Regions from separate parts of the Mus musculus genome. Here region 2 is linked to region 1. The links are chromatin loops, found by intact Hi-C in ENCODE. Cell type or tissue: left cerebral cortex. All regions are shown on one strand. Region 1 overlaps Grin2b (glutamate receptor, ionotropic, NMDA2B (epsilon 2)). Region 2 overlaps Grin2b (glutamate receptor, ionotropic, NMDA2B (epsilon 2)).

What was found. Hi-C counts contacts between places; a loop is a spot of excess contacts. Peaks named below come from ENCODE experiments on the same cell type or tissue, not always from the same donor. Only the 100,000 strongest peaks of a DNase experiment are listed, where the experiment ranks them.
Region 2: a loop joins it to region 1, with 2.1 times the contacts of the local background. A loop is called at or near these places in 3 of 42 quality-filtered maps.

Annotation. Positions count from the first base shown.
Region 1 is chr6:135,904,703-135,909,702 of GRCm38, reverse strand. The region is part of intron 5 of Grin2b (glutamate receptor, ionotropic, NMDA2B (epsilon 2)); the gene reads left to right. Among named protein-coding and RNA genes, the nearest start is that of Gm14330, 55 kb to the right of the region's middle. In left cerebral cortex, CTCF peaks have their summits at 145 and 1,998; DNase peaks (open chromatin) are centred at 2,366, 2,813, 3,347, 4,061 and 4 more places; H3K27ac peaks cover 4,716 bases.
Region 2 is chr6:136,085,540-136,090,539 of GRCm38, reverse strand. All of the region lies in intron 3 of Grin2b (glutamate receptor, ionotropic, NMDA2B (epsilon 2)), which reads left to right. Among named protein-coding and RNA genes, the nearest start is that of Gm26653, 85 kb to the left of the region's middle. In left cerebral cortex, a CTCF peak has its summit at 2,462 (motif pointing right); no DNase peak of the experiment used is centred here.

The sequences.
Region 1 (5,000 bases):
AATGTGAAGGACTTTGATTGTGAAGATCATAGCATTAACTCGCAGGACAGAGTGGCTCAGAATCAAGAATTTCTTCCTTAGGCTGGGCAGGTGGTTTGGTGTGTAAAGTACTTGCAGTACCGATAACTCACACAAGGCTGGGAGTGGCAGTGGGGGTCTGTAATTCCAGCATTCCTTTGTTGGGATAAAAGGTGGACCCAGGGGAACCCCTGGAAAATCTCAGGCCAGCTATCCTGACATATATAGCAGGGAACAAGAGACTATGCCTCAAGCAAGGTGGTGAGAGCTGACAACCAAGAATATTCTCTGATCTCTGTGTGTATGTGCCCACACTCAGTAAATGAACACACCCCCACACATGCACAAACATATACTCACACAAATGAACACAGGTGCACACACATACAAATAAATATACATACATACACAAATAAAGACGCACTGCACACATATGTGCACTAGCCTCTGCTCGACCATGAGAAACCCAGAGGGAGCCTGAGGGCAACATCCAATAAATGTGTTTTAAAGACATCTACATTGATCCCAGGGGACACCACTTTGTATCTAGGTTCACTTTGCTATGATGCTCTGGGCCCCTTTCTTTTCACACAAGAAAGGATGATGTTTCTTTCTTACTCTGGCTGTATGCTCCCAAGTTCTTTATCTCATACATGGAAAAGCATACCCAATCACTCCACACCTGAGAATCTTGTGATGAAAGAGTGTTGCCTGTGCCCTGGACTACTGGCTGCTGACCCTCCCCGTCCTTGGGGTTGGAGGTGAGGTGGCACAGAGTAAATGACACAGACTCTGGGAGCAGGTAAGAAGTGCAGTGGCAAACTCGTCTGAGCACGGCTGCAAGCTCCTTTAATACCCTCCACCTATGCTCCACTGGTTCCAAGAGAGCAGTTTTTCTAAACAACAGTTCCTGATTGGCTGGCATTGTCTACTTCAAAAATCCTTGGTCTCTCAGACAGTCTTCAATTAAATCCTCCTATAAGAGATGCCTTTATGGCTACGTGGTCCCGGCATTTGGCATTTACATAGAGGTGGCCGATGCAATTCCTCCTATAGAGGAGGAGGCAAACATTCTGTTCTAGAGTCTGTTGGCACTCAGAAAGGTCAGAGGAACATTGAAAATATTGTCGTTGGACATGTGTTAAGACAAAAGCAAGACCTTGACCTCTGTCTTGATTTACAGATGTTCTCCAGGGCCACCGTTCATTTTTGACAGGTTAGATAAGTTTGGACTTGTTCAAAGCATACACACTGCCGGAGAGCAGACCAGAAGGAAACAGAGGTGGGGGAGTGCTGCTGGGGAAGAAACGGGCTGAACCAACCTGGGCCAGTTTTCTGCATTTTAGATGCCATTTGCACTTGGTTTAATTGATAACATAGGCAGTGGGTGTCTGCACCCTTTTTTCTATACTGAGGCTTGTTCAAGGTTCTGGACGATGCAAATGCTACCCAGCATGCACTTTGATTGGCCTCAGGAGGAGTGGGGCATCCGCAAAAAGATCCCTTTAATTTGCAGTCTTAGACTTCTTACTCTTCTAGCAACACAAAGTGAATCACCCAAGAGGCTGGCAAAGCACGCGGAAGGAACAAAGATCAGCATTAAAGAGGACGCTGGCTGGAGCTATCAGGAATTTAGGTGTGCCTTTAGGACCTAAAGGATCTTTTGTGATTGAGACCAAGGTAGTGAAGTTAAGGAAAGAACACATTCTTCCATCCCAAGTTCCAATTTAATTCGATGACCTTCTGGACACAGATTATTCACCCCTGAAAACTCAAAAGCATATGGGAGGATATTCCTCTGAGATGCGCCCCAATCCCTCCCCCCACGCACATACACGCACACTTGGTGTGCTCACTCACCCACAAGTTTAAAAATAGGAGCCATGGTGTTGCCATGACTCCCGGTGCTACTCAGTGCTGCCTCTTCCCTCTGATGCGATTTCCCTTCAGAGCAGATTTAGGCGAGAATCTGGCTCAGAGCGGCCTCTAGCGGCGGCACAATCCTTAGGGAAGCGTTTCCTTCCCCGGTTCTGCCCAGTCCCCAAACTAACCCGCAAGGGGCAAGTGGAATACTGGGATGTTTTGAGTGGACTCTAGGGGATCAGCTTTTAGCAGATCTGTCCTCGTAGTCATGATAATGGGCCGATGCCTACTGTATGCTACAAAGTGGGAAGGGGCAGTTGGCGGGGGATTTGCAACCCACAACTCTTAGTAGGATAATGTGGGGTGCTGGTGGTTGAGGGAGCGGTGGCATTACTGTACACTAAGCAAGGGAGATTTGCTGTGATCAGCAGCTAGCGTTCTTAGTTTTCCAGCTAGAGGAGTCTTTCAAAATGTTATCACCTGGTAATGAGTCAACAGCCTCGGGGAAGTGTTGACAAGCTGGCTTCCTTGCCTGCTGTCTTTGCCGTTTTCCCCTCCCTGTGTTTTGAATCCTCAGTTTCTTGTTGCCAATTGCATGGAAGAGTTCAGGAAAACTGATGAGAGTCTGTCCAGAACCCGGGCCTGACCTAACGCAAATTCTAACTCCGAAGGACCAGAAAGGGGTACAGGCTCAGTCAGAAACGATGTGTATCAGGGCTTGGAGGTTGATTCCAGCAGCCAGGGGCTTAGAACCACTCTGCTGTCATTTGTGTGGCCCAGATGAACAGAACAGGGTAGAATGACATTTTAAATGGATTTTAAACCTGGTGTTCATGAAAGAATCCCTTCCTTTGCTTCCCTCCTGAAGGTCAATCCAAAAACTGTAATTGTTGCTGGTGTTGGGAACCTCAAATTCTGGAAAGGGTACAAGCTGTGAACATTTATCGCATGAGAAGAAATCCTGATTCTCTCGTGCATCCCGTTCCTTCAGCTGACATTTGTGGGTCTATTTTATGCAGAGAGATGAGTTTCTATCAGCATGGTTGGCAACAGAAGCATCGGAATGGGTTGGCTTTAAGGAGTCTTTAGTTCAACCCATATACAGAGAAAAGACACTGAACTTTAAAGCTTCCAGTACCATGTGTGCCCTGGCCCCGATGAGAAATTGATGCATTGCTAAATTTTTGGAGCACACAGTGGGCTTTAAAATGAAAGTTTTTTCGTGCTGAAAAAAAAAAAAGATGTTCTTTGTATTTCTACGCTGTTATTATATTTAATGGAATTGTAGACTGAAATGCAAGAAAGAGAAAATAGTATTTAGAGTGAGGAGCAGTGGGTGAGTACCACAGTGCAGAGAGTGAGATGTCCACCTTCTACCTCTCCCTGCTGCCTCTGCCTTTTGAGCAGTTAGTTTCATTGGTTCTGATCCTACGGTGGCAGGGGCTGGTAGGCACTTCTGTAACGTGTGGCATTTAAACTTTTGTGGCTCTGACTGGGCTCGATCTTGGCACGGTTCTGTGAGCCAGCGCGGCCAAAGCACAGCTCTGTAATTGTATTAAGAAACACAATTAAGGAATATTGCATTTGCAGAACAGACGAGTGCCAACTGTCTGATTAAAGACTTGGGGGGAGATGCTATGTTTCGCCAAAGAAATAAGAAGACAAAGGAAAAAAAAGTGCTGCGTTGTTCTTGTTAGTTCCCTGTGATTTGTAGGAGAGAACCAGGGCAGAGCCACCAGGCGCACTTACCACAGGGGCATCATTAGGTGATCGTTGCCATTGGTTTTAGCCAGACTTCCACGTACCCAGGCGTCTCCCTCACAAGCAGAAGTTTTGCATCTGATCCTTACGTTTGTAAGATTTAGGCTTTGTGGAATGAGTAGAAGGGGTGGGAATCTAGGGTTCTTGTTCCCTTTCAAATCGAGATTCCAACAGAGTGGCTATATGAGTTTTCCTACATCCCCTCACCAATAACGCAACACAAGAAAAGAGCTAATCACCGCTCGTAAATAGCATTTATTAATTGCTTTACAGTGCTTGCTCTCCTTTTGGAACCAGCCAGGCATTTCTTGTGTAGCATATTCTAATATTCATCTGGCTTCTTGAGGTTTGATAGAAAAATATCTTACACAGGCAGACAGTCGAATTCTTATTTTACACACGACTTAATGGCAGGCTCTGCAAGCAGAATTATGCATTTGGCATTATAAGCGTTTCTGGATTTTATATCCACACACACCCAAGGTTTTCACTGGAAGTCACAGATGGTTGAAAGACAGATAGCAACCACACTACACTCTCAGACCAGTATAGACTCATGGATTTAGTAGCTTAGGGCCTGTGACCATTCTTTAATGCCCCTAGCTCTTTACACTTCCCTTCCCTGGCTGGTGCTCTGGTCCTCCTGCCTGATGTGATCTGAGCCTCATGCTATGCTAGCCATTTGGTGCTGGTATTATATGAATCATGCAGGAAGTAGCAAAGACATGATAGTTAACCTGCCCAGAGCATCTCCCAGTTACCCCCATCTATCTATATTTGCACGTTCAGTCAAAGGGGGTAACTCAGAAATGCCACTGGAAACCTGGACCTGTATTTGAGTATCAACTTAAAGAGAGCTCACCTGGCCTCTCTCTTCTCTCTGTGCGGTGGACCATGATGGGTATGTGTCTAAGGGCTGGCAGGGCTGGGGAATGCTCTTTTTTCTACCGCGAAGGTAAGATTCGAAAGTGGAAAATGACAGGAAACACTGCATTCAAGTCAGCCTCCCAGGTCTTCTGGGTCTTGTGTAAAGGTCATACATGCTTAGTCTGCTGGTCTGTCAGTTCCGGAAGTGACACACGCTTCTGGCCAAAGTTATTTATTTCCAGAAATTTAAGAGACAGACAGACAGAGACAGACAGACAGACAGACAGACACACACACACACACACAGAGAGAGAGAGAGAGAGAGAGAGAGAGAGAGAGAGAGAGAGAGAGAGAGATCCTTGTGGCTTCCATTCCTTCTGAGCTGTGAGCAGGAAGCCTACTTAGTTGGCTGAAGCAGCTGTCGAAATCAGTCATCTGGCTATTAGTAAGCAACTGGGAATATGTGTATAAAAAAGAAAAGAATTTGACAG
Region 2 (5,000 bases), 180 kb before region 1:
ATCACAAAGAAACAAATTTAGATGCTATGCCTCAAAATGTTTCCTACCTTAAAATTATGTCATACTATCATGTTTGAATATCAACTAGATAGGTAATCTCTTAATAGAATGTAGAGAAAAATATTATAGTGAAATGGTGGGGAAAATGACTGCTGACAAATCCATAGAAACATCAGAAGCTGGGCCGGGAACTATGGGAGGCGAATAACTGGTATTGCAGAATTCATTACCAGTGAATATATTTGCTAAGAATGAATTAAAACTTTTCAGGAAAATGAGAAGCTGACTCTTCATCAACCACAGACTCTCACCAAAGAACTTGCTGCTATTCTGACTTAGGCAGAAGGAACCAAAGCCTAAGCCATACTGTCTGAGCTACAAGATGGAGTGAAGAATGGGTAGGCAGGTGTGTGAGTGAACTTAAAATGAGCATTAAGTGTATTCAATCCCATCAAAGATAACACACTGAGAAATGCTCATCCAAGATGTACTTTTAACTTAGGCAGGGAGGTCCAGAGGCTTAGAGTGCCCTCTGATGCCTACAGTTCCTGAGATAAGGCTAATGGTATTTAGTTACTTTAAGATGTGATAAATTAAGCAGACATGTTTTAATTCACTGCATAATCCCTAAAACAATAGAAACCAATTATCTGACATAATGTAGCAGATAGGAAATTAAAAATTATAAAAATAGTCACTGCCAAGAATGCAAAGAAAGACAGGATAAAAGAAAGAGGAGAGGGCTCAGAGAGAAAGCATCAGATAAAGGGAATAGATTTATAGTCACAGCACACTGTACTGTGGTCCCAATAACTAAAACTGCTCACATTTAAAAAGTAAATAGCAGACTGAGTTTATGAGAAAAATCAAATGGCATGCTTTACTAGATTGCACATCTACAAAATATATGGATATTAAAGGAATGAGCACAAATGTTTGGGAGACATATATCATTAAAATGTTAATCAAACAATGTTGCTATGACTACACTAATAGCAGACAAAATATAATTCAGACAGATGAGTCACTTCAATTGATCAATGTTTTCAGGTTCCTAGAAAGATTTTAGATGGTACAAGTCTAATAGCAAAATAAAAATATATGTGAAATCAAGAGACTTTATTTTTTTTTCAGTCAAAATGATTTTTTATTAGGTATTTTCCTCGTTTACATTTTCAATGCTATCCCAAAGGTCCCCCATACCCACTTCCCCCCATACCCACCCCCCCAATCCCCTACCCACCCACTCCCCCTTTTTGGCCCTGGCGTTCCCCTGTACTGCATATAAAGTTTGCAAGTCCAATGGGCTTCTCTTTGCAGTGATGGCCGACTAGGCCATCTTTTGATACATATGCAGCTAAAGACAAGAGTTCCCGGGTACTGGTTAGTTCATATTGTTGTTCCACCTATAGGGTTGCAGTTCCCTTTAGCTCCTTGGGTAATTTCTCTTAATATAGCTTATATTTTAAAAATTGACTGAAAATTAATAAACTACACTTTTCTCATGAAGTTAAAGAAAATTAAAATCTGAAAATACAAAGGGAAATAAAGAGTAAAAATTAAGTTGATGATAGACTATAAAGTAAATATTTTAGGAAAAGAAACGTGCCTTTACGTACAAGACAGGTCAGCAGGAAGTAATATGAAGCGCATATCCTCTAAGAAATAAAAGGGAGCATTCTCATGAAAAGATGAAAGGTCATTGTAAATATTTATGCTGGCAAATTTAAAGTAGCTGAAATGGTAAAAAAAAAAAAAAAAAAAAAAACAAAAAACCCACAAAAAACAATAACAACAAAACCCCAGAGGATAGGAGTTACCAACACTGCTTCACAAATAAATAGGAAAAATAAACATTATCGTAAAAAACATTTAATTGCTAGCAGAAGAAATGTTCCTTTAAAAACCAAGGCGGGTGTGATGGCTTCATTGGCAAAAGTGGTCTAATGTGAAAAGAAGATCTCATTAATTTTTATACAGACTCATCAAGATAATAAAAAGAGATGAGTTTCAAGTGTTTTGTTGTTTTATTTTCTCTCTCTTCAGAATGTTCAGGTAACCTCAATACTAAAACCCAGCAAGAGCACACAAGAAAGAAAAATTATAGGTCAATTATACTCATAAATATAGATGGGAAAATATCGCAGCAAATGAGATCCAAAATCTTTGAAATTACTTACATATCATGACCAAGCATTTTTCATGGAGTCCAAGGTTGAAAATATTAAAAAAAAATCAGGTAGTATATTTCATCACATTAGAAGTTTAAATGACAAAATTATATTATTTCAATAGGTACACAAAGACTTTGGGAAACATTAAAGATCTAATCATGAGTGACATATTCCTTTTTAAAAACTTTTTTGGTGAAATATTTTATTACTTATTGTTTTTATTTTAGGTGTCTAGGTGTTTTGCAGGCATGGATGTAACATACATGTAGTGCCTAAGGAGACCAGAAGAGGGAGACAGATCCTCTAAGCCTGGAGTTAGAGATGGTTGTGAGCTGCTGTGTGGGTGCTGTGAACTAAATCCAGGTTGCAGGTGTTTTCTCTCTGCGTGCTTCCCTTACCACAAGGTGGAGAAGTCCTCCCTCACACAATGGCAGCACCCAGATGCTCTGCCAAAGCTCACTGAGCCTTGTGTGCACAGACTCAAACCTCAAAACCGAATGCCTACTGAAACCTGACTCTGGATGTTTTGTCACAGTGGCAAAATGACAGACACAGACAGTGATCTGCGTCAGACAGAGGCAAGGAGTCTCCTGGGAATGGAACCAGCAGCTATTTGTGTTACATTCTGGCAAAAAGCTTGTCTACATTTTGTTCATGCCCTGACACTTTGTAGAGGTTAGGCTAAATGTGATAGACCAGTTAATTTTTTGAAAATCTTTTTTTAATAAATATTTTTATTAGTGGAGAATGTCATGTAATGCACATTTATTGTGTCCACCCTCAGCAGCGCCTCCCCTTAACTCTCTCCAGATTTATTCTCACCTTAACAGTTCCTTCTTCTCATCTTTTTGTAAAAACAAAACAAAAGAAACACAAAAAAATCCCCCTTATAATTATCTATTGATTCTAATGCTGTACATACGCTTCTATTTGAAGGGTCTGGTAAACCAACCATCATTAAAGAAAACTGATTTTTCTCCTTGCTCCCCCAATGCCATCACCTGTCCATAATAGATTAGTTAGGTGTGAGGGCTCATAAGCTCCTTGCTATTCCATGATAGAATGTTATCAATGTGATCTTGTTCAGGTCTTGTGCAGGCAACCATGGCTACTCTTGAGTTCATGAGGGCAAAGGTCCTGTCATGTCCAGAAGAAGCTGTTTTGCTCTTGAATCAGGACTGTCTTGCCAAGGAAGGCATCAGGGACCAAACCAGATGCAGTCTAAGAAACCTATAGCAGTTGTAACTGGCATGGAGTACAAGGCAGGTCTTGTCAAACAGTTTCCTGCAGGGAAGAAGGTAGGCAAACAACTCAGAATAGCTCCAGGAAGTCCCTGAAACTTACAGCTTCACCAGGCCTCTCCTTTCTGGAGGAAGTGATGGAAGCTGAGAGTTCCTATCAGACTTACTTAAGCTGCAAAGACTCTAGGACCAGACCAGCTGCCTGTAAAAAGCAGAAATGAGCGAGCTGCCTGAAAGAGGTTTACACCAGAGATGCATGGAAAGGACACCCTCTAACCTGCTGAGCTGCCTGTCGGTGTGCAGTATGCTCTAGGTTTCCCAGCTGGTGCACTGTTAACAACAGTGCTGGACTGGGCACTGGTAATGCAGCTATCTTTGAGTCATTTCTGCTCTTGGAAGTAATCCCTCACCTGTACTCTTGAAAGTAACTCTAATAAAACTCATTGGTTCATCAAATTGGACTTTAGTGCTATTTGTACTTTGGTCTGTTATGTGATGCCTACGTAGGGGCTGCAGTAGACCTTTACGTTGCTTCTCTTCAAGAAAAGTTGTCACACAACAGCAAGCCCTTCATAAGTCACATTAAGCCACCAAATGACCTACCTTATGCTAGACTCGAATCTAGAAGAGTCAATGTTTGTTCTGCTGGCCTTGGATCTTGCTTTCATCTAGTCCTTCATATTCCTCTTTTGCAATAGAGATATTTACTTAGTGCCTTTGTATCCTTGGAGTATGTAACTCATTCTTGCTTTTATAAAGGATCATAGCCAAGAGCTGGCTTTGTGTCCCAGAGTGGCTTTAAACTGAAACTCTTGAAGCAGATTGGAACAGTGAAACCGCTAGGAACGGGAGGAGCTGGGTTGAATGCACACTGCAGTGTGTGAGGGACACGATCCTTGTGGGGGCCAGAGAGGGAGTGTTTTACCTTAAATAGATGCATCTGGGTGTCAACAGGACAGCAGCCAGTGGTTCCTTTTGCTTGCCAATTTTGTGGGTTTGAGAAGGGCCTAGGAGATTTATAAAGCACGTGTTTTGAGTGTGCTCATGAGTTTCTCTCCAGAGAGGATAAGCAGAAAAGGACAGTGCACCCTGAATGTGACAGTACTATCCCAGAGCTGAGGGTTCTGATGGAATACAAGAGAGAGATAGCTCTTGGCACAGGTTTGTGCTCTCGCCCAGCATCCCCTCTCCTCTCTCTTTCCTTTTTCCTACTTCCTCTGTCCCAACTCTCTCTGCCACTCTTTCCCAGGTTTCATTCCCCAGAGACCGTTGTTCTCTGTTGTACACACCTACCACCATAAAATTCTGCCCAAGCTCATGGGTCAAGTTAGAAACTCTGAAATTATGATCTCTCAATAAACCTTTCACCCCTTAGTTTGTTTCATCAGATATTTGGCCACAGTGATAAAAAGTGTGACTAACAGAGTTCATTTGTCAAATTATTCAATAAAGATAGCAGAAAGATGGACATAGAAAAGGAAAATATGTTTTTAAGGTAATTGACAGATTGAATATTTAATATTGTACTATTTAGTATGATAGCCAGTAGCCACATGTAGCTATATAAATTTAGGTAAATATAATT